Linked DNA regions of Homo sapiens: regions 2, 3, 4, 5 and 6 are each linked to region 1. The links are chromatin loops, found by intact Hi-C in ENCODE. Cell type or tissue: GM12878. All regions are shown on one strand. Region 1 overlaps P2RY10 (P2Y receptor family member 10). Region 2 holds the start of RTL3 (retrotransposon Gag like 3). Region 3 has its middle 100 kb from the start of RTL3. Region 4 holds the start of PGK1 (phosphoglycerate kinase 1). Region 5 overlaps LPAR4 (lysophosphatidic acid receptor 4). Region 6 overlaps CYSLTR1 (cysteinyl leukotriene receptor 1).

Region 1 (4,000 bases):
TGAACTACAAGTGTTTTTTTCTGTTGCATGGGTAAATTATATAGCAGTAAATTCTGAGATTTTTAGTGCACCCACCACCTCAGTAGTGCACGTTGTACCTAATGTGTAATATTTTTATGCCTAGCCTGTCTCACCCACCCTCTTCTGAGTCTCTAGATTCCATTATATCACTCTGTATACCTTTGCATAATCATAGCTTATCTGTCACTTATAAGTGAGAACATCTATTTTTTTTATTTTTCACTCCTGTGTTACTTTACTTAGAATAGTGGACTCCACCTCCATCCAAGTTACTGCAAAAATACATTATTGCGATCCTTTTTATGGCTGAGGAGTATTACATAGTGTATATACACCACATTTACTTTATCCACTCGTTAGTCAATTGGCACATAGATTCATTCCACATCTTTGCAATTGTGATTAGTAGGATTGCTGTATCAAATGGTAGATTTACTTGTAGCTCTTTAAGGAATCTCCATACTGTTTTCTATAGAAGTTGTACTAATTTACATTTCTACCAGCAGTGTAGAAGCTTTCTCTTTTATCCACATATCTACCAGCATCTATTTTTTTTTCACTTTTTAATAATAGCCATTCTTGCAGTAACGTGCTATTTTATTCTGGTTTTAATTTGCATTTCTCTGACGATTAGTGATGTGGAGCATTTTTTCGTGTTTGTTGGCCATTTGTATATCTTCTTTTGAGGAATCTCTATTTATGTCCTTTGCCCACTCTATAATGGGATTATTTCTCTTTCTATTGCTGACTTGTTTGAGTTCCTTGTAGATTCTAGTTTCTAGTCCTTTGTCAGATGCATAGTCTGCAAATATTTTCTCTCATTCTGTGGGTTGTCTGTTTACTCGGATTATTATTTTCAGACACATTTTTCTTTAATGCTCAAAACAAATTATGTGGCAGGAACCATTCTAATTTTACAAAAGAGGAAACTGAAGCCTGGTGATATGAAGTGAATTGTTTCAGGCCAGAGAACCGACAATTGAGACATGATATGATACCAGGTCTTCCAAAGAACATGATTATTTCCACCCATAAAATGCTGCCACAGCTGCAAAAATGATATCTAATTAGGCCGCCTTCCTAAATGATTGAAAGTCCAATACATATTCCTGCATGAAAGTTCAAATTCAAACTTTAAGTTGTTGTTTTGTTAATGGTCTAATTGCTTTAATTCATTTTAAGGATAAAAATAATTTTCACTTCCTCTAACAGAAGAAAATGTCTGTACTTGCAGAATGTGTCCAAATTTGTGTGTATCTCATGTCAACCAGGCTTATTTGGAGTTGATGTAGATTTATTCAGGAAACAGCAGAGTTTCCAATTCTAGCTGCTACTCTTTGGTTCTGGTTGTAAGCGGCTGAATGAAGAACACCGGGGTCATGGAGATCAGATTGGCTTGGATAATTCATGTGAAATTTAGTGGTTAAAAAATAAAAGAAAAAGGTAAGATGAGGCAAAGCAAGTTAAGTTCCCAGATGACATGTAAAAGTTATCCTCTAGAGAGTGGGAGGGGCCCCCATCAGCAACTTGTTTTCTCTGTTTAATTTTTTCTTCCCCTCCCAGGATGACAAGCCCACAGACAGGCTTCAGCATCAAATAAAATGGAGAAGTAAATTTGATAAACATGTTTACTTAGTGGTGCCAGTGACTTACTGATGAGTGGTGAAAAGACAGGGAAGATTGAGAGTGAAGATTTATGGAGTTGGTACCAGCTGCATAAATGGTGGCAGTGTCAATGGTGATGATATTAGTTAGGAGCAGGGTTCAGAGGGGGAATTCTCATGAAATCATACCAAATGAGAGCTAGAAGGGAGTTAAAGGTCATCTAGTTCAAATCATATTATTTTAATAATGAGGAAATGAAACTCACAGAAGGGAAAGAGCGTATCAGAGCAGCACAAAGAGTATATAAAATTACTGAAATCCAAGTATCTTAGCTACAAATCCAGTACACCTTTCTATATATTATACTGCTTTTGAGTCTTCTGTATCCTACAGCAAGTCTTGTCCTATTCAGATCACTCCTGTTGTAAAGAAATTGTTCCATTACTTCTATCTACAGATTTGTTATAATTTGAATTCATAAGCACAATTCCATAAAGAACGTTGGTTTTGATATAATCCTATCCTGACACCTGGTGGGCAGCAATTTGCCATATATGCATAGTGCATATGCATAAAACTGCTAGAACTAGAACCGAAAACAATAGCTTTTTTATCTCTGAGGAACAGTCTTATCCACAGAAATACCACTTTAAAATATGTTTCTGTCCATATAATAAGTTATTCAGCTAAAAATAACTTTAGCTTTCTGGGCTTATGAAAAGCCTTATTAAAGCTGAAATCATAACTCTGACTGCAGAAAGTCACTTACTCCTGCTGAGACTCCATTTTCTAATCTGTAAAGGAGTATAATAGTAATTAACTCAGAATTCTTACAAAGATTAGAGGTAACGTGAATAGCACTTAGCTAGTTACTGACAGGATGTGGAAATTTCCTCACTGGGACTTAGGAAACTAATATAAATTCTGATGCCATAATAATATAAGCTCAGTTTGGCTGTAACTTTGTGAAAACCACAACGTTGAGCTAGTTGGTTGGGAAGAGCAGCTGCTTTTGGGTAGATGGTATTAGTATCTAGTAAGATTTTGGGCTCAGCTCCAATGAATCATATTTAAAGACCTTCCATACCTTTGTATTCTGAGAAAACATTTAGTTGTTTCCACAAAATAAAGTTTTCAGTGATCAAATTCCTAATTAAGTTTAAGGGATTCCTGTTGGATTTCAAAACGAAAGCTGGATTGCCTTCTTTAAAGCTCTTAGGTGTTCAGATTTCTTAGACTAAAACCTTATTATTCTTGCTTTGACCACATTTTCTTCAGTAGCAGAAAGGAGAAAGATTATGGCTGTTGTTTAGGAGAGTGTTTCATGGGAGAGACTTTACAAGTAAAAATGCCTAATGCTCTGCTAATATGTGCCTATGCTCTGTAGTCTTACCTTCTCACAGTGCAGCCTATAAATTCAGTAGGTGTTCGAAGAAGAGGGGAGTGAGAGTAGGGTTGCCCGATGTAAGGAAAAAATGGGAGTTGAGATGCGATATTGAGACAGAAGTAAAATATTGACCTCTGAGTTGGGCTCCAGGTAAAAAAGGAATATGATGGAGTTTTAGTCATAACTTTGTGCGTGCCATTTTTATTATCAGGAACATCTTTAGAGCCATACTTTGATTTTTGTTTTTTTGCCCATATTTTCTTCAACTTTTATTTTAAGTTTAGGGGTACATGTGCAGGATGTGCAGGGTTGTGACATAGGTAAATGTGTGTCATGGTCGTTTGCTGCAAAGATCATCCCATCACCTAGTTATTAAGCCCAGCATCCATTAGCTATTCTTCCTGATGCTCTCTCTCACCCAACAGCTCCCAACAGACTCCAATGTTTCTTGTTTCTCACCATGTGTCCATGTGTTCCCATCATTCAGCTCCCACTTATAAGTGAGAACATGTGGTGTTTGGTTTTCCATTCCTGCATTAGATTGCTAAGGATAATGGCTTCCAACTCCATCCATGTCCCTGCAAAGGAAATGATCTCATTCTTTTTATGGCTGTATAGTATTTAGAGACACACTTTGTAAGTGAATCCTGTTATTTCAGAGATGGTGGCTGATTTTTCTGCTTTTCTTATTAGGTTAAAACTCTATGCTGGTCATTCCCTTCAGGATTTGGCACTCACCAACATACCCTTCTTTCAAGTGAAAAGGCATCTCTTTTAATGGTCCTGACCTTTGGAATAGGAAGCATGTACCCTGGACAGAGCACTTCAAACTAGAGGTACCAAGAGTAATTACTTCTGTAAGGCTGGCATTGGAGGCACTGGGAATTCTATTCTCACCTCTTTCTGGGTAATTCAAAGCCACAGAAGTACTGACTGAAGTGAGGTTGTGGGGACATGTATGCCACCTTGAAGTGCATTAAAGAATGG
Region 2 (4,000 bases), 290 kb before region 1:
CACAACTATTAGACCCTCCAGGGACTCCTGGGCTGCTGAGAGTTCTAGGAATTCCTGGGCATTTGAAGGCTCCAGAGGCTCCTGGGGAGGTGGAAGCTCAAGGAACTCTAGCTGTGCTGCAGTTTCCTGGTATTCTGGTGCCTCCTGGGGCTTCTCAATATTTGGGGGATCCTGGGGTTCTGAATTCTTGGGCTCTTGGGCTATTGTGGCATCCTGGGTGTTTGCAGGCCCCTGGCCCTCCAAGACTGTTGGGATCTCATGGGCCATTGGAGGTTTCTGGGACTCCCGGGTTGCTGGAGGCGCCAGGGACTCTGGGGCTGCTGGGGCCTCCTGGAGTTCCCAGGCTGCTGGGGGTTCCCAGGGTAGAAGATCCTGTGGCTCTGGTGGCTTCTGGGGTTCCTTGAACTCTGGGGTCTTTTGGGCCTCCCAGGCTGCTGGGGGATTCATGTGCTCTGGGAGCTTCTGGGGCTCCTTGGCCTCTGAGGACTTTCGGAGTAGATCATACTCCTTGGCTGCTTGGGACTTCTGAAGCTCTGGGATCTGGGCCTGGAGAGCAGCATTTTCTTCCATCAGCCACTGCACTTGAGCCTGCCGAATTTCATTCTCCAATTTCAGAACAATATAGGAGGCTGCTAAGTCCTCCACCATCTTTTGAGGAAATGGGTATGATTTGACAATTTGCTACCAAGAGAGATTGGGTGGGTGTTTGTGAGATCCTTCCTGAAAGCTGCTTACAGGCAGATGTCAGGCTCAGTGAGTTTTCCAAGGGGTGGTATTTGGGCCCCGCCAAGGCTGATTATCAAGAGGTCACTGGGAGCCTCCGGAGCTCGGCAAGAAGGAGCCTCCGGAGCTCAGTAAGGGGAAGTGTCAGATACACTGCGAAGAGAGTGGGAGCTGAGGATCAGAAACTGTGGAAAGCACACATTCAACATAAAACAAAATCTGCCCAACAATGCTGGGTTTCTTTTACCATAGGCTTATGTTCATGAGCTGGGGTATATATGCTGGATCTGACTCCACGACATTTTAAGAACAGCATCTGTCCCAAACTGCACATGTCATTTTGCATTTATCCTTTGAAACTTAACATTATATCAAAAGCAACTTTTTAATATTATTTTCTGTTTTATATAGTCTTTAATCTTGAATATCTGCCTAATATCCCAATGTAACATTTGGATTTTAACAGCTGCTTTCAGTGACTAAATCAAATGTTTGAGCAATGTGGGAATTTTAGGCTCTGCGGTGGGCCAGCCCAAGAGATATTTTTGGGTGACTAGGGTGGTAGGAAGTAGGAGGGAGCTCTTTCTGACACCTCAGAAATCATACCACATAAGTAACCACACAAGACCAGCCTCAGGAGAAAACAAGCAAAAGTCGACTAAATATATATATATATATATATATATGCCCTCAGAAGACACATGCATATTATTTATAAAATACCTCAAAATAGTTAAGAAAATAATCTTTATAAATGTACGTTACCATTCAGAGACTTAGTCCAGGAGCTTGGCTGTCTGTGTACCCATTGCTGAGGAGGGAAATGTGTAAATGGCTGTGGAGGCTTGCCTTTTCTGCACACACTGAACTCAAGCAAACACACCCACTCCCAGAACACATTCCAACTTTCCTCTGTAACATAGCTTTTTAAAGTGTGGAAGAGTTTTTTGACAGTACCTCACAGTTCAGAGCTGCAAGGAAAGTAGGATGCTGTGCTGATGTGAAGCAGCTTCATGTACTCAGTCCTTGGTTACTTTAATGAATATTTGGCCAGGAAATTGTGAGTAATACCACTGCCCTTGTGAAAAGTTGCAAACATTTTTGAATGACCACAGTGGTTTGGGATGTGATTTTTTATGTCTGTCTCATCTAACCTATTCTTACTCTGTCCAAATTGGGCCATTTGTTTACTTCTCACTCAGGGAACAGCCTGCAAACCCTCAGCCCCTTCCCTTGCTTACTACCTATTCAGTCCCTAGGGTTTTTCCTTGCAATGTTTTCTTGGAAAATTTGCCACAGACAGATCTAGAAAAGGTATAAAAGGGTACAAATGTCAGGGAGACCAATTGTGTTGGTGGGTACTTATAGCAGTCTTACAGAGTCCCTGGCTCTTTCTGAATGTCCTGGACCAAAGATCTCATGCTTCCCTGAACTGATCAGGTGCTCCAGGTAGCACTCAGGACATTCACTAAAGACTGGCCTCTTGGGAAGTAACCCTGCTCAGAATCTCACTTTCTCTTCTCATGCCAGATCACAGTTATGCCTTGGGTATGGGCTATGTGGCCATTTTAGGCAAGGCTTAGGGGCAACTATTTTTATCCAAGTAAGGAGTGGGGTTGAGGTTTGCATTTGGCCATTTCAAATCACACATCATGTCAACCACAGTCCCATGTCTCCTTCACAAATGGTCAGTTCTGCATTAGTCAGCATAATGGGATAAACCCTAGTGATGGAATAGGCCCAAAACATAGCAAATTGACAGACTGGGCTACCTGAATCCGAATGCAGAAGCTTTGAAAGTAAAAACAAAATCTTTTGCAAATCGAGTTTATTCTTTCCTTACCTTTCAAAGTTTTATTTTTCTAGAAACACCACACATATAAAAATACCACCATCATCAGGGATGATGTGATCTATTTATGTGAAGTTTTCAGATAACTGAAGCCTTCCTGCCCTCCAAGAAGCCAAAACACACAGTTAACATTTATTTTATCCAGAAAGAAAAGAGAACTTCCAACACCTGAATTTGTAACGGGCTTAGTTAGGGAACAACTATTAATTGAAACTCTTTCCTAATGTTTAGCAATTTCTGTAACAATGAGTTTGAAGGTTCAATACTGGACATCAAGTTGAAATTTAATAAAGAGTATTTCAATTTAAAAAAATCAGAGAAATATTTATAGCATATGTTATACCTCTTTGTCCATTCTTAAGAAATGATTTTGCATATAATTTAATCCAGTTTTAATGGTTTGGATTCATACTTACACAAACCAGCTAGTTTACCCTGTTGTAACACAGTGTTGCCCTCTGAAAGCTACTGAGAGGTATAAAGTGGTCTGTCTTCAAATTAAAAACTTCCAAATTGCTATGTTTTGCGACTTCTTGTATTTTCTTTTCCTTTATATTTTTATACTCTTTTGCAATCAAGTTGTAACATAGCCCTTCATGTTATACCTATATGCCTGTCTATACTTACCCTATACAAATTTGGCAAATTACTTCATCCTTCTGATAGTTAGAATCTAAACTTTAGTTTATGAAACTGTAAAATGAAGTTATTAATATTATTTGACTTTATAGGGTTGTCAAAAATTCAGTGAAATAATGTGTGAAAAAAGGATTAGCACAGTGTCTGGCAGCTAATAACACCCAATAAAGGTTAATAATAATAATAATAATAATAATAATAAGCTGTAGCAGCAGTAATCTCATTTTAATTTATTCTTTTTAATCACCTGTGAATTGGGAAACTGAATAGGTAAACATGCTAGAGTTGTGTAGAGGCTGAGAAAGGGGTCTCATACCGAGAAATCTACAGTGCATCGATTTTACAGCATTGGTTTTTCACCACTTGGGAACTTTTATCTATTCTTCCTTGCTGGGATATAGATGGTTTAGTTTCCAGATAGTACTCTAGAATCAGGACTGGAGGCACCTGAGCAGGAAGATTAGAAGATTAAAACTGGAATTGTGAAGCAGCCAAGATAGATGTTTAAAAAGTTCATGGACTAAAGCACTGAAAAGTGTCTTGCCTACAGGAATATTTATTCAGTGTATAAACACAGAAACCTTTCCTTCCCCAGCCCCCTACACTAAACAGCAAAGACCGAATTCACCGTCCTTAAGTACAAGTTCAAACTGCCTAAACATAGAGAATTATTCTTTTCTGGGTGGAAAAGGCAGCTACACAGACTTTTGTCAAAACGCCTAAAGTGGTTTCAGCATCCTGAATTAGTTAAGTGAGAACAGGAAAGTAAGAATAAGAAAGTAATCA
Region 3 (4,000 bases), 400 kb before region 1:
ATCAGGGAAATGCAAATCAAAACCACAATGCAATACCACCTTCCTCCTGCAAGGATGGCCATAATTAAAAAATCAAAACACAATAGATGTTCTTGTGGATGTAGTGAAAAGGGAACACTTTTACACTGCCAGTCAGAATGTAAATTAATACAACCATTGTGGAAAACAATATGGAGATTCCTTAAAAAACTAAAAGTAGAACTAACATTTGATCCAGCAATCCCATCACTGGATATCTGCCCAGAGGAAAGGAAGTCATTATATGAAAAAGACATTTGCACGTGCATATTTATAGCAGCACAATTTGCAATTGCAAAAATATGGAGCTGGCCCAAATGCCCATCAATTAACAAGTGGATAAAGAAAATGTTGTGTGTACATATATATATATACACACACATATATATGTGTGTGAATATATATGTGTGTATATATATGGTGTGTATATATAGTGTATATATGGTGTGTATATATATATAGTATATTTATGGTGTATACATATGCATATTTGGTTGTGTGTGTGTATATATTTTATATATATATAAAATGACTGAGTGGTATTCCATGGTGTGTGTACCATGGAATACTATTCAGCCATAAAAAGGAGTAAAATAATGGCATTTGCAGCAACCTGGATGGAGTTGAAGATCATTATTCTAAATGAAGTAAATCAGGAATGGAAAATCAAACACCATATGTTCTCACTTATAAGTGGGAGCTAAGCTAGCTACGAGGACACAAAGGCATAATTATGATTTGATGGACCTTGCGGACTCATTGGGAAGGGTGGGAGGGGGGTGAGAGATAAAAGACTGCACATTGGGTATAGTGTATACTGCTCGGGTGATGAGTGCACCAAAATCTCGGATATCATTAGTAAAGAACTTATCCACGTAATCAAACACCACCTGTTCTCCAAGAACCTATTGAAATAAAAAAATAGAATAAAAAAAGATGACACTCTTACATTTTTCTTAAAGTAAATTTCATGGCAACAGTTTTTTGGGATGCCCAAGGCACTCTGCTTTTCAACTTTCAGGAGGACCAAAGAATGATAGCACTCGTGCCAAGGCTGTTGCATGACAACTCCAATGCTATATTAGTTCTGTTATTTTGCTGGCACTAATACAGCTCTTAGGTCCACCACTTAATTAGAACTATTAATTTCATTCATATGATTTTTTGTTAAAATATTACAAAGGGTTGGGTGTTTCTGTATATTTAGGTCTACATCCTGTTTTAAGGTTGCATATCGAATTTTCATAAATTGTTTGTAGAGACCCAACTATAACTTCTGTCCATCTTGTGTTATCTCTTCATCATTTTTAGACCCCCAGCTAACTGTGCCAACTCCTACTACTTTATGACCTTCTTTAATTTCTTCCAATAATCAGAAATTGTAAGGGACTTTTATTTTTCTGGAGTAAAATTGCCTGAATTCAAGTCCTCCTCTACCACTCACTTTTCTGTGTGACTTTAGGCAAGAGACTTGAAACTTTCTTTGGTCTCAGTTTCCCATCTTAAATGGGAGAAAATAATATCAACTTTATAGAGTTTCTGGCAAGGTAAAATATTGTAATAAACTCTTGGCACATGGTGAAACATAAAGACACTAGAAGAGTTGGTACTTACTAAGCCATTATATCCAGCCTTTAATTATTATGACTACACAGTGCAACAACTTCTAGGAGTATCCCCATTTTAGAAATGAGAAAACACAATGGATTCTAATGGAAAGAGTGAAGATTAAAGCACAAGCTTCTTATCTGTTATGTTCATAAATGTCTACTAGCATAGACTCCGTAGTTCTCTAAGGAATTTTTTTATAAACACAATTTACAATAAAGCAAATTCGTGTTTAGTGAGTCCTACAAGCTTGTCTCCCAAATTAAAACTTTTTTTTACTACTTCATGAAAATCATTCTTAAGTGCAACTGGATTTTTTTTTCTTCAAATGCATTGCAGTGAAAAACACGATGACTTGGAATTTGATTTATGATTTGGAATTACTGCCATGATTTATGCTAAGGTGCGTGAAGTTTTACCTACTATTGCTTTTGAGCCATCAATGCAGATGTCAACATAGTGGAAAAGACAAACGACATCTTCATATTATTATGAAAATAATTTTGACCTCATGAACCCCCTGAATATGTCTCAGGTACCCTCAGGGGTTCATTGACCACACTGAGAAACACTGACTGAGCAGCCACCTAAAATCATGCATTTTTACTATATTCCACAAGATGGTGATATTGTAATGTGCATCAGAAATTAAAAGTTGGGTCACAATTGAATAATTTAAAAAAATTGTTCACTTTCAGAAAATTATGTGGGTAAAATATTTCCTTCCTTCCTTCCTTCCTTCCTTCCTTCCTTCCTTCCTTCCTTCCTTCCTTTCTCTCTCTCTCTCTCTTTCTTTCTTTCTTTCTAGAAAATTTACTTGGTGAGCTCTTGAAACACCAAGTCCATCTTTTCTGAGTCCTAACTTTCATCATGGAAACTTGCTTTCTAAATACGGCTTTACCAATGGCTGCCTCCTACAGAAACCTAATGTTAATTTGGAGGATGACATTTTGCAATTGCGGAAACCAACAGGCTCTTGGAACCTTATCATTTAGTGCTTTTTAATTAAGAAAATTTTACCTTCTTCCAAATGACAATTTCACTTTTGTAGTTGCATATCACATGCTCTGGAATTCTATGAATCTTTATTGGAGAAAGGATCCCTCAGTTCTGTGGTTCTTACGCCTTTTATGTTTTGAGTGAAGGAATACAGATCCACTTGTGAATTTGATAAAAGCTGTGGATTCTCATCCCAGAAAAATGTACATGCATCTATGTGAAATTTTGCATACAATTTCACATGGCTCATTGTATTCTGAAGTTATTACTTGGATTAAGAACCTCTGCCTTAGTGGAAGAAACTATTGCCAAACCTCATATAGCCCCTTCAGCTTAGGTTAAAAAAAAAACAGTTGATATTAGAGGAAAGAGATATAAAGTCTTTATATAATCTTACTGCTTTGTCCTTATTACAGACTTTGTCTATACGCTGTAAAATAGTGTTTTCCTCACTTAAACATCCCATGCCTCTTGTTGATAAGAGTACAAATGTCATGCACCCATCAGAATTCTGATATAGATTTTTTGCCAAAAGGGACTTTTCTCTTCACCTCCCGAATTATGCTGTATGTTTTTCATATCCCCCACTAGTCAGGAAGATTTTGCCAGGCTTTATTTTTGTATTTATGTTGCAAAGCAGTGCTACCTTTTTCATTTTTTAGGTATAAAATTATAATATTTAAAATGATAGTTTTTTTTCAAATTATCTGCAAACTACACTACCTTCAGAGCTTTTGACATTTTTTGAAAAGTTCTACCTTCTGAAATTCCTACATTATTAGACTTTCATACATTTAATTTTTGTAGACATTTCTTTTGGACTATTTCCCTATGGCAAATAGTCTAGAAAAGGGAACCTGTAAAGTCACTGATTTAAGATATCTTCTGAAGAATTTTTTTTTTCATAAAAACAATTTTAGAGAGTCTGGAAATGTTTTATTTGCATTTTTTAAATGTATGTATTTTGGCTTAAATATGTAAATAAGAATATGTAATATATGTTTTTCTGCGTGTAGCTTATTTTATTTAACATAATATCTTCCAGTTCATCCATATTTGGCAAATGAAAGACTTTCATTCTTTTATATGACTAAATAATATTCCATTTTGTATCTGTACCACTTTTTTATTCATTTATTCATTGATGAAAACTTAGATGGATCATTAAACATCATGTGCTTATATTGACATGTACACCTAAATATGTATAATTATTATTAATCCATAATAATTATAGATATTTAAAAAACATGAAATGTGTCTATGATTAAATACAGTTAAAACTTATAATTTTCATAAAAATAAAATGTATATTTATGACTGAAACAAAAACTTCAAACACATATATTCATAAGTTTTATGAATCAAATTTAAC
Region 4 (4,000 bases), 850 kb before region 1:
CAGCGTGAATTATTCTTTCGCCATTGCAATTCCCGTCTTCATAAATCAGCTCTGTCTAGGCAGCGGACAAGGTGAACCCATTGGGCGGTTACACTTTCGTTTTCAATACATCTCTGCTTTTATTGCTTCATTCTTTCTTTGCTTTGTGCATTTCGTCCAGTTCTTAGTTCAAGACGCTAAGAACTTGGACACCCTCCACGGGTAACAGGACTACAGGTGCCCGCCACCACGTCTAGCTAATTTTTTGTATTTTTAGTAGAGATGGGGTTTTGCTATGTTGCTCAGGCTGGTCTCGAACCACTGGGCTCAAGCAATCTGCCGGCCTTGGCCTCCCAAAGTGCCGGGATTAAAGGCGTGAGCCACCGCGCCTGGCCCACTAAACTTCTCTGTGCATCAGTTATTTCATTTGCCTAATGAGGATAACAGTAGTCACTACTGCGTTTTGTGAGCGTTGGTTAATATATGAAAAATGCCACGTGTTTGCCATTAGCATCAATCATGCCATAACCAGAAAAATTACATTGCATTTTTTATTTTAAAAAAGGTGGGGGCCAGAGTGGACCTGGGCCTCTTCCAACTTCTGAGAGGTCTCTATTACTAAGTAAGCCTTAAGAAGCAGAATTCCATGAAGGGAGCTAGGAAACCAGGATTTTCCAAAAGGAGGTGGCATTTGCATTGATCCTGGTAGGGCAGCCTCGAATTCCACGGGGTTGGGGTTGCGCCTTTTCCAAGGCAGCCCTGGGTTTGCGCAGGGACGCGGCTGCTCTGGGCGTGGTTCCGGGAAACGCAGCGGCGCCGACCCTGGGTCTCGCACATTCTTCACGTCCGTTCGCAGCGTCACCCGGATCTTCGCCGCTACCCTTGTGGGCCCCCCGGCGACGCTTCCTGCTCCGCCCCTAAGTCGGGAAGGTTCCTTGCGGTTCGCGGCGTGCCGGACGTGACAAACGGAAGCCGCACGTCTCACTAGTACCCTCGCAGACGGACAGCGCCAGGGAGCAATGGCAGCGCGCCGACCGCGATGGGCTGTGGCCAATAGCGGCTGCTCAGCAGGGCGCGCCGAGAGCAGCGGCCGGGAAGGGGCGGTGCGGGAGGCGGGGTGTGGGGCGGTAGTGTGGGCCCTGTTCCTGCCCGCGCGGTGTTCCGCATTCTGCAAGCCTCCGGAGCGCACGTCGGCAGTCGGCTCCCTCGTTGACCGAATCACCGACCTCTCTCCCCAGCTGTATTTCCAAAATGTCGCTTTCTAACAAGCTGACGCTGGACAAGCTGGACGTTAAAGGGAAGCGGGTCGTTATGAGGTAATTCTGCACGTTTGCCCGCGTGCTCTCTGTGCTCTGTCGCAAACCTCTTTGGCCGGAGCCGACTTGTTCTCTCGTCTGCTCTAAGTTCTTTTAGCTTTTGGCTGGGCCCCAGGGGTCCTAGGCTTGGAGGGCGAGGCTGCTCACGGGTTTGGTGGTTTCTAGCCGCATTTTCCCCAGCCCAGAAAGCACCCGAAGTCACCCTTCGGGGATGGATCCCACTGAGGAAGGGCTGAGATTGCCGCTGGGACCCATTTTGTCCTTTTTCCTATTGGTGAAATGCAGTTCCGTTGCCTCCAGCTCCCAGTCGGCGAGATGGGACTTAATGCTTATCCTGCAAATCTCTAGGCTTCAAGGAAGGGACCTTGAAAGGTCATTTTACTTTCCCTTCCCCCACGCTCCTAGACCGTCGCAGCCAAATGAGAAACGGCCCACATCTCACAGGTTCCTGCACAAAAGGATATTTTTCCAAGAGGATGTTGATTTAACTTCAGGAGTAGACCCCCCCGCCCCCCGCCACTAAAGAATTGGGGTGGGAGGGTAGGGCGGGGCGAACTGGAGGAGGCCCTGCAGAGCTTACGTAACAGGCGTCTGCTGCCCTGCAGCGCGGTATCGTTGGACTCTTGGGCACAGGATTTGCATCAGGATTGTGACATACTAGGTAATGGTAGAGCAGGGTGTGGCTGCTCATACTTGCTGGCCTCCAATCTCATCCCCACGTGTGGCTAGAAAAGTAGAATTTTAAAATTGGGGGAAGTTTCCTCGTGCACTTTGGGTCTCTTACTCTGCGCATGTGGATCTCTAGTCACTTGCCAACACGGTTTCTCTCTTATCTGCCAGAATTGTTGGTAGAGTGGGCAGCTTTTACATTTATCCTTTTTGTCACGTGTGATATATTTGTGCATACCAGGAGCAAGGTGCAGGAGGATGAGTCGGTATGTAACTGATGGACTTGACTGTTCATATACCTTAACAGGATCCAAGAGTGGTGTTTTTGAGGGGTCATAAAGGTTTCTGTTGATAGCATTTTGCAACCTTGACCTTTTTGGGAAGTGGTTGATTGATGGGTAGGTATTTATTTGGCTGGTGTAATCTAGCCCCTTTTCCAATTTGGGCTGGTTCAAATGAGGGCTTGTGTTGGATATTAACAGACACGTAAGTCAGTAGGAGATCTCCCTTTACTCTAACTTTAAACATATGAGGACACGTTTGAGTTAGGGAACTGTATGGGTACCCTAAAAGGACATGTAGCTCTCCTCTTCTCTCTAATTTCACTTTGGTCAATATTTTTGCAGGTAACCGCTGCCCTGCTGTGGAGATAGAAGAACCCAATAATTTATGTCCATGAAAAATACCTGGTTTCCACATTTCCCCAAATGACATAGGCCTTTGTAATCTGGACAAAGTAGGAGTCACAGCCATGTTAGTACTAGAGGAGTGCCCTTTCTGGCCCTCATACAATCCTAAAAAAAGGGGATAGACCCTGTAAAAAACAGGACAGGTGGACATTGGCATGCAACTAGCTTTTAGGTTTTAATTAGTTCCTTGCATCTCCCCTGTGTTCGACGCTGATTCTTCCAGATGCATGGACCAACTAACAGACAAGGAGTGGGACATTATGCTGATAACCTTCCTGTAATTGCAGTCTTGGGCTTTATTTCCTCTCTCTCTAGGGAAACTGGCTTGAGGAAGCTAGCTGGGGGCGGGATTGGAGGAGCTGCTTAACTTTTCTCCCTCTGGACCTAATAAAGTTTCATTTAGCACACGCTAACCCAAAGCCTTGAAATGATTGGCTAGTCCTGTTTTGCTGATGGAAAATGACCTGTTCAGGGTTACTGAACTACCAAGTTGGTGGCAGAGCTAGGAGTAGAATTTAGGTCTCCTTGGCTATCAACTAGATCCTCTGAATATTCGAGACAATGACCAAGGATACGTTGAAATAGAACTTTCTCCCGTAACCTGGATACCTTCTACTTATTTAGGCTGAGGACAGGAAGTTACATGGTTCCCTGATTATTAATGTATTTCTTTTGAACAGAGAGTCACATTGTAGGCCTACTTTTTTGGAGGTGCTTAGGCAGCCATGTGGTGTCAGCTCAATTCCTTTTTGTTTCAACGTGGTGGTTGCTGGCGGTGTTTCCGGAATGGGGCTTCCTGAGTAGTGGCTGCCTCATTTGTCGTCTTTGTCCTGCAGAAGTGAACTATGGTATTTGCTGACTCTTCTGGTCCACTGGTTTGGATTGCCAAGGGAAATTGATTTGTTGAGGTAACATGGGATAGCCAGAAACCTCTGACTTGTTAATTACCAGGTTCCATCTTAGTTTTTTAGGACTCCGCAGTTGACTTTACAGCCTCTTTGAATACACTTCTGCTTATTTTTGTGGTAATTTCCTTTCTTTCTCTCATAGGTTGCCAGTCATCCTTTGCCTGCTTGTAAAGCACTTCCTTTTTGCTTGCTCCTGCCTTTTTTTTTAAACCTTACTGGTTTTCTCCAACTTGTAACTTGTAAAGAAACTGCTTTGATGTAGTGGGAAGAGAAACAGGAAAAAATTGAGAGCAGAGAAAAAGTCACTAAGACACCCACAATATCCCAGTTTTCCATCTGGGGCAGTGAAGCATTGATGGACATGGTTCCTTTGAGAGTTTTTAATGGAACTGGACCTGGGACCTGAGATTTCAGGTGATAGAGACTTGATATTCTTATT
Region 5 (4,000 bases), 200 kb before region 1:
GTCTTTCTGGTTTTTTAATCATACCTGTATGGGAAATATTACCTTGAGGGCACACTCCTGGATTGTCCTGTTTGAGTAAATTGTGTAGTTAAGGCTGAAACTCAAGGGGAGCTTTCTGAGGCACAAGGTATACATGACACTAGAAGGATGTGTTCCTAATGTGAACTTCAGTATACCAAAAAAGACAGAAATATAAAGTTACAGTTGTTTCAGGAAGGGAGGAAGAAACAAACTTACATAATGTTTCTCTGTAGTTAGGTAGGGCCGAATACTAGCAAGCTCATAAAGCAATTCACAAGCCCTATTGAATCTTCCTAGCTTTAGCTGTGAGGCTTAGAGGTAAAGTTTATACAAGGAAGAGAGAGAGTATAGCCAAGTTACAGAGTGAACCAGTGTCTGAGTCAGAAATAGAACTCCTTGCTTCTAATGCTGTGTTAAGTCCCAGCGCCACACCCTCACTTCTAGACGGCAAAGGTGGTTGTGTGTTCAAGCAATGGGAGCTATGAATAGGGCCACAGTGGCAGTTTTCCCATGCCCTCTCTTCAGGATTGAGAATGTAATGTTTTCTTGTCTGTCCTTTCTCTCCCACAAAGTTTGATTACTCAGAGCAGCAGAGCAGAAGTGCCAGGCATTTGCAGGCTGCTTGCTGTGGGTGTAATATATATGTTCCTGGAAACATAAAACTGAAGTGAGGGGATGGATGTGTTAATTAGCTTGACATAATCACCTCATGTAGTATACATATATTAAAACATCGCCTCGTACTTACATAAATGTAGTTCAATTATGATTTGTCAGTTAAACATAATGCAAATAAAAAATAAAATGATTGAAATCATAAAAAATCTGAATGGAAAACTGGGGAGATCTATTTGAAATGTATCAACTTGAGACTCACAAAATAATATATAGCCAGTGAGCTAGAATCATGCTGTGTAAAAGGATCACTAGTGGGCAGACTGGAGGGACTCTGGGCAGAAGGGAAAAGCCTTCCATTATAAAAGCATTTTCCAAATAAAATAATTATACTGGCAGTACTTATTGTAGAAGATAAGTTCAAGCCGATCATAGTGAATAAAGCCTGACTTTAATGTTAGAGGTTTTGCAGTCCCATAAATGCTGTTTTAACTATCATTTTATATTTTTGGACTCTTGAGTGACCTACACCTTAGTTACATTTGCAATGCTATAGTATTGCACTTATTGTATTGAGTGTGAGCTTTCCTGCTCCTGCAACATACTCTTGTAGTACCTTTAAATATATAATAGATGTTCAAAAAATACTTGTCAAACCAAATGGAATGTGCATGTTTTCTTCCAATCTGGGTGGACAGAATATCTTATTACACAGAAATCATGGATGGAAGGCAAATTTGATTATTTGTTCCATCTTGTCTCTCATAGGAGGAAAATATTTCCTACCGGTCCATAGTGTCAGAGTGGTGAACCCCTGCAGCCAGCAGGCCTCCTGAAAAAAAAGTCCATGGGTGACAGAAGATTCATTGACTTCCAATTCCAAGATTCAAATTCAAGCCTCAGACCCAGGTTGGGCAATGCTACTGCCAATAATACTTGCATTGTTGATGATTCCTTCAAGTATAATCTCAATGGTGCTGTCTACAGTGTTGTATTCATCTTGGGTCTGATAACCAACAGTGTCTCTCTGTTTGTCTTCTGTTTCCGCATGAAAATGAGAAGTGAGACTGCTATTTTTATCACCAATCTAGCTGTCTCTGATTTGCTTTTTGTCTGTACACTACCTTTTAAAATATTTTACAACTTCAACCGCCACTGGCCTTTTGGTGACACCCTCTGCAAGATCTCTGGAACTGCATTCCTTACCAACATCTATGGGAGCATGCTCTTTCTCACCTGTATTAGTGTGGATCGTTTCCTGGCCATTGTCTATCCTTTTCGATCTCGTACTATTAGGACTAGGAGGAATTCTGCCATTGTGTGTGCTGGTGTCTGGATCCTAGTCCTCAGTGGCGGTATTTCAGCCTCTTTGTTTTCCACCACTAATGTCAACAATGCAACCACCACCTGCTTTGAAGGCTTCTCCAAACGTGTCTGGAAGACTTATTTATCCAAGATCACAATATTTATTGAAGTTGTTGGGTTTATCATTCCTCTAATATTGAATGTCTCTTGCTCTTCTGTGGTGCTGAGAACTCTTCGCAAGCCTGCTACTCTGTCTCAAATTGGGACCAATAAGAAAAAAGTACTGAAAATGATCACAGTACATATGGCAGTCTTTGTGGTATGCTTTGTACCCTACAACTCTGTCCTCTTCTTGTATGCCCTGGTGCGCTCCCAAGCTATTACTAATTGCTTTTTGGAAAGATTTGCAAAGATCATGTACCCAATCACCTTGTGCCTTGCAACTCTGAACTGTTGTTTTGACCCTTTCATCTATTACTTCACCCTTGAATCCTTTCAGAAGTCCTTCTACATCAATGCCCACATCAGAATGGAGTCCCTGTTTAAGACTGAAACACCTTTGACCACAAAGCCTTCCCTTCCAGCTATTCAAGAGGAAGTGAGTGATCAAACAACAAATAATGGTGGTGAATTAATGCTAGAATCCACCTTTTAGGTATGAGAAATGTGTTCAGGTCCAGATATGGTTTCTCCTATAATTTTTCCTATGCTATAAACTAAAGATTTGAAGCTAATGATACTGAGAATAATGCACCAAATCCAGTCAGATACATTTGTTTGAAGGTATACTGTAGAGTTTTTATTGCTGTTTTGTTCAGTAATTATAGGTCAAATCTAATTACAACAACCAAGATGGATTGCCAAACTCTTCTGCTTGGTTGGAATTTCATTGTATCGCATTATCCAGGTGGCTAGTGGCATTTGATAATATAGAGATGACTTTGAAACTTTCAAAAAGGTATTTCTATTCCAATGATATTTGGTAATTAGGTTGGGCCTATAAATATAGAACAAATTCAGGGATTTTTAAAAAATTGTGTTACTACTGATATATGCTAGTTTTATTTTATTTTTTTGAACTGTCATTGAGTTTATTTTAGCACAAGAATATTTTTAGCCTAACATTATTAATAAGAAATGTGTCAAATTTTTAACATTGGTAAAATATGTTATGTGCATTTTGAAAACAGAAAACAAATTGCGTTGGCATGTACGTGGGTGGGAAGAAAAAGAAAATTAACAGGATTTACACAATTATAATCACCAGCAGTGTGAGTTTAAAAAACTTCGTTGTTTTTACACCAAATTAAAATTTTCATGTCAAACTTCAAAGCCAGAAAGCTGCTAAATACGTGTCTGGCAGGTAAAAGCTGGAAAATTACTTAAAACAGGAAAGTGTCAATAAAAAAACTTGAGCAACACCAACATATTTTTTCTTAAAATGTCACGTTATCTTCATTTTGGGAAACTAGGTTCTATAAAATATTTATCCTCCCTGTTATACTTTGGAGCACAGCACAGCCAGAAAGGGGCTGCATTTGTGCCCAGGTCAGGAGCAAATTGAAAAAAAAAATAAAGTAATACAAAAAAATCAAACTATAAAGCAAAAACATTTATTAAAACCTGAATTAATCCTTTTTGGAGGGAGGAGTAGAGATATATAACCTGAAAATACTTATTCTTTCTTATCGAATTTTGGAGCCTAATATAGCCAGGAGCTGCTGAATTTGTGCCCCTGGATTGGAAGCAAATAAAAAAAAAAAACAACACATAAACTAAACCAAACCAAAACAAAAAAACCAGAGAACCCCAAGAAAAATAAAAATAAAAAAACCTCAACAATAATTTGTAACACTTTCATTACTATTTGTTGAGGTTCTGTAAATGTAAAAATACTATGTCATTTGCATAACATTTTGAAGCACAACGCAGCTACCAAGTGGCTAAATTCGTCTCCTGGTTAGGAACAAGTTGTGGGAAAAAAAGGTCAAAAATCAAACTGCGATAAAACAAACAAAACAAGCACAAACAAAATTTAGAACTTGCATTTTCTGAGCAT
Region 6 (4,000 bases), 630 kb before region 1:
CTTGTACATTTGTTTGAGTTCATTGTAGATTCTGGATATTGGCCCTTTGTCAGATGAGTAGATTGCAAAAATTTTCTCCCATTCTATAGGTTGCCTATTCACTCTGATGGTAGTTTCTTTTGCTGTGCAGAAGCTCTTTAGTTTAATTAGATCCCATTTGTCAATTTCGGCTTTTGTTGCCATTGCTTTTGGTGTTTTAGACATGAAGTACTTGCCCATGCCTATGTCCTGAATGGTATTGCCTATGTTTTCTTCTAGGGTTTTTATGGTTTTAGGTCTAATATTTAAGTCTTTAATCCATCTTGAATTAATTTTTGTATAAGGTGTAAGGAAGGGATCCAGTTTCAGCTTTCTGCATATGGCTAGCCAGTTTTCCCAGCACCATTTATTAAATAGGGAATCCTTTCCCCATTGCTTGTTTTTTGTCAGGTTTGTGAAAGATCAGATAGTTGTAGATATGTGGCATTATTTCTGAGGGCTCTGTTCTGTTCCATTGGTCTATATCTCTGTTTTGCTACCAGTACCATGTTGTTTTGGTTACTATAGCCTTGTAGTATAGTTTGAAGTTGGGTAGCGTGATGCCTCCAGCTTTCTCCTTTTGGCTTAGGATTGACTTGGCAATGCGGGCTCTTTTTTGGTTCCATATGAACTTTAAAGTAGTTGTTTCCAATTCTGTGAAGAAAGTCATTGGTAGCTTCATGGGGATGGCATTGAATCTATAAATTACCTTGGGCAGTATGGCCATTTTCACGATCTTGATTCTTCCTACCCATGAGCATGGAATGTTCTTCCATTTGTTTGTATCCTCTTTTATTTCATTGAGCAGCGGTTTGTAGTTCTCCTTGAAGAGGTCCTTCACATCCCTTGTAAGTTGGATTCCTAGGTATTTTATTCTCTTTGAAGCAATTGTGAATGGGAGTTCACTCATGATTTGGCTCTCTGTTTTTCTGTTATTGCTGTAATTACTCTTTTTGCTTACATGTCTGTCACACCCATTTAGACAGTAAGCTCATAGCTCATTAGTAGCAGTGAGTTGCTTTCTTCATTTTTTGCTCTTTTCCTCTCCTAATTGGGCAACTTTGAAGAGTAACTTTGTGGTCTTAAGAGCTTTTGAGTAATAGAGCATCTAATTTCCCAGGGTGGATGTCTAGGATCAGAGGAAGGAGCACGTGTGTGTGTGTGTGTGTGTGTGTGTGTGTGTGTGTGTAAGTGCAGGTGCTGTTATGCAAGAATCTAAATAATGGTGTAAAGTGATAGTAAAATGTGGATATATCTAGTAGGGTAGAATCTATTTAAAAGAAGCCTGAAAATTCACAGAGTGCAGGGGACCATGACTCATGGATGGGCATTTTACAAATCACCAGAGAAGAAAGGAAAGGGGGTGGAGCAGATTGAATCTACACATTTGGGCAGAAAGGGAGGCAAAGATCTTAAAACAAAGACGGCATAGCGGTGGCTCATGCCTGTAATCCCAGCGCTTTGGGAGACCAAGGTGAGTGAATCACCTGAGGTCGGGAGTTTGAGACCAGCGTGACCAACATGGAGAAACACCATCTCTCCTAAAAATACAAAATTAGCTGGGCGTGGTGGCACATGCCTGTAATCCCAGCTACTCAGGAGGCTGAGGCAGGAGAACTGCTTGAACCCGGGAGGCGGAGGCTGTGGTGAGCCGAGATTTTACCATTGCACTCCAGCTTGGGCAACAAGAGTGAAACCCTGTCTCAAAAAAAAAAAAAAAGGCATAAGTGGTCTGGTGGGGCTGGAGGAGAGTTCAAAAGTGCCATATTTCAGAGACTAATGGAAATGCAAAGACTCAAGGATGTGTTTGATTATAGGGTCCGAATGAGACTGATGGGTGTTTTTGGATTGAACCAATAGCAGAGACAAAAAGATTAAATCAGTATCTGGATGTACTTTCATGATTCTATTAAGTTATACGCCTGCCAAGATTTCCTTTACCTTTCTAGTAAATGCTAGCATGCACTGGAGAGTCTGTATGTGTTGGAGGAGTGCCAACAGGAGTGGGGTGATGAAGGCAGGGCCAAAGCAGAAGAGGAAGTGGGGAGGCTGGGACTCAGGGCTCCTAAAACCGATACTTCCTCTTCTGCTGCTGAGCAGTGGCAGGATGCAGAAAACATATTTAAAGAGGGTGCAGCTCAGTGGAGCCCTGTTTTTATTTGACCAACTCCCCAGTGCCCTCTTTCCTCCTCTCCATGTAGCCTATTATTGTCAAATGAAAAAAAGTTGGTTGTGCCATCCTGTAATTCTGAGCTCAGGGAGGTTAGGGACAATGCTGTATTAATCTTTTGATACAGTAGACACTCATTAATGTTTGTTGAATCAATATCTGAATGAATAGGAGAGTCAACAAATATGAATGTTTTGTAAATTACAAAGCTCTTTAAAATGTAAATTTTTATTATTCTCTTTCTTATTCATATAAGGCTCACCTACTTTGACCACACCACCCCACAATCATATCTCTCTTTGCACATAGGAAAATGTGTATTTGATGTTTATTGAGTGATTGTTTATTGATTGACTACAGTAAAGCTACTCATCCTCTATGGAGATTTAATCTACAAACCATCAGGCTATGCTAATGATCCCAGTGACTTTCTTCCATCGTAGTAAAAGATTTGGGGGAGGAGGGCAGAATGATCCTTCCGTCTGTGATCACTTTAGCCCTATCATTACAATAAGTAGCTTTCTTACTTCATATTTCCAGGGATGTGCTGCTCACAGGGATATGCTTTTTGGGAATACATTTCCAAGGATATGTATTCTCATTGGTATTAAAAACTATGGGGGAACTGATACTTCGTTGCTGACAGCTCTCAGGTGTTTCTTCTGTAGTCTCTTATTCTCCTTAAGAGGAGAACGTCAAACCCATCAATTCAGGCCATTCTGTTGTCAGACAGTTGGAATCTAAGCACATGACACTGTCAAACCAAAAAGGACCTTGGACTGTGGCATTCAGAACTAATGACAGTGTGTCCCCTTCCATTGTACTGTGCCAAAAATGCTTTATCCTGTGTAATCAGATTAAAAGGATGCATAAGACCAGAACTTAAGGGAAATGAAAGTTAACAAAAGGCAATAGAGATCTTGAGGAGTGCATGAGTGTGGGTGACAGTGTATAGTGGAGGATACTTTCACCCCTAGTTTGGGTGATAGAAATGTGTTGCAACCTACACACATACTTTTGAACTTTTTGTAAAGCACTAAGTAGAGGGCCTTTTTCCAGGAATACCTCTATAACTCTCTACCTAATTACCAGCAGCTTGGAATCCTCTGATGTTCTGAGGTCATTGCTTACAGCTAACTCTGAGGCCTGCTTCTATCATCTTGGCATTTAGATGTCTGGCTCTTGCAAAAGAGTTGTTCTCTAGGAGATTGCTTTTTATTTAAGGCCCTTTGTCTTAAGTAAGAATTCAAATTCAGATCAAACACAAATGGTAACCAATTTGGAATGAAAAGAAGCCTTATTACCTTCTGAGGCCTGAGTATTTCCTAGGAACTTTGGAATAAGTATGTAAGACACATCTGAGATGTTTGAGTGTTGTTATTATTAGCTCAATTCTACTTAGCTTGGTGAATCCATGACAACACAAAGACAACCCTTTGTAGAAACAAACACTGTTAATCTGAAATTTATGAGAAATCTTAAGAAGTCATATACTTTAGACATCTTGAAATGCTATTCAAAACTGGATTTTTCTTTCCCTTTTAGGGAAAAGGGATTGATGAAAAATAAAAGAATGCCCAAATGTCTCCTATTTTTTCTTTAGCTCAAGGACCTCAAGTCTAGATCTGAACTCCTGTTTCTTTTCTATCAGTTCCACATATGTAGGAGCTCAAATGTCTGGGTTGTATTGATTCTGAAAGCACTCTAAGCAAGATAATGACATTTTATTCATCAAAAGGAAAATCAACTATGTGTTAAATGTCCAAGGGCTTATGTTTACTCTTCTCTCTCTTTTCCTCTATTTCTATAAGG

Evidence for each region. Hi-C counts contacts between places; a loop is a spot of excess contacts. Peaks named below come from ENCODE experiments on the same cell type or tissue, not always from the same donor. Only the 100,000 strongest peaks of a DNase experiment are listed, where the experiment ranks them.
Region 2: it touches region 1 in a loop (2.5-fold over the local background); 3 of 110 quality-filtered maps call a loop at or near these places.
Region 3: a loop joins it to region 1, with 4 times the contacts of the local background. A loop is called at or near these places in 6 of 110 quality-filtered maps.
Region 4: it touches region 1 in a loop (12-fold over the local background); 5 of 110 quality-filtered maps call a loop at or near these places.
Region 5: it touches region 1 in a loop (2.6-fold over the local background); 3 of 110 quality-filtered maps call a loop at or near these places.
Region 6: a loop joins it to region 1, with 3 times the contacts of the local background. A loop is called at or near these places in 4 of 110 quality-filtered maps.

Annotation. Positions count from the first base shown.
Region 1 is chrX:78,948,487-78,952,486 of GRCh38, forward strand. It overlaps P2RY10 (P2Y receptor family member 10), which reads left to right. Exons shown (of 4, transcript NM_014499.4): 3 at 3,707-3,849. Among named protein-coding and RNA genes, the nearest start is that of P2RY10, 5.1 kb to the left of the region's middle. In GM12878, a CTCF peak has its summit at 2,156 (motif pointing left); no DNase peak of the experiment used is centred here; H3K4me3 peaks cover 3,776 bases; H3K27ac peaks cover 2,898 bases.
Region 2 is chrX:78,657,773-78,661,772 of GRCh38, forward strand. It overlaps RTL3 (retrotransposon Gag like 3), which reads right to left and starts at 1,556. Exons shown (of 2, transcript NM_152694.3): 1 at 1,489-1,556; 2 at 1-876. The coding sequence starts at 648. The region is part of intron 1 of LOC107985670 (a long non-coding RNA gene); the gene reads left to right. In GM12878, no CTCF peak of the experiment used is centred here; a DNase peak (open chromatin) is centred at 1,735.
Region 3 is chrX:78,553,338-78,557,337 of GRCh38, forward strand. It overlaps the pseudogene UBE2V1P7. Among named protein-coding and RNA genes, the nearest start is that of RTL3, 100 kb to the right of the region's middle. In GM12878, a CTCF peak has its summit at 2,239 (motif pointing right); a DNase peak (open chromatin) is centred at 2,261.
Region 4 is chrX:78,103,111-78,107,110 of GRCh38, forward strand. PGK1 (phosphoglycerate kinase 1) reads left to right here and starts at 1,138. Exons shown (of 11, transcript NM_000291.4): 1 at 1,138-1,295. The coding sequence starts at 1,231. RefSeq lists a silencer at 1,025-1,084 and an enhancer at 3,465-3,554. In GM12878, no CTCF peak of the experiment used is centred here; DNase peaks (open chromatin) are centred at 941 and 1,935; H3K4me3 peaks cover 2,852 bases; H3K27ac peaks cover 2,860 bases.
Region 5 is chrX:78,753,387-78,757,386 of GRCh38, forward strand. It overlaps LPAR4 (lysophosphatidic acid receptor 4), which reads left to right. Exons shown (of 5, transcript NM_001278000.3): 5 at 1,405-4,000. The coding sequence starts at 1,484. The coding sequence ends at 2,596. Among named protein-coding and RNA genes, the nearest start is that of LPAR4, 7.7 kb to the left of the region's middle. In GM12878, a CTCF peak has its summit at 1,814; a DNase peak (open chromatin) is centred at 1,725.
Region 6 is chrX:78,319,968-78,323,967 of GRCh38, forward strand. All of the region lies in intron 1 of CYSLTR1 (cysteinyl leukotriene receptor 1), which reads right to left. Among named protein-coding and RNA genes, the nearest start is that of CYSLTR1, 5.6 kb to the right of the region's middle. RefSeq lists an enhancer at 3,008-3,097. In GM12878, no CTCF peak of the experiment used is centred here; a DNase peak (open chromatin) is centred at 2,032; H3K4me3 peaks cover 543 bases; H3K27ac peaks cover 776 bases.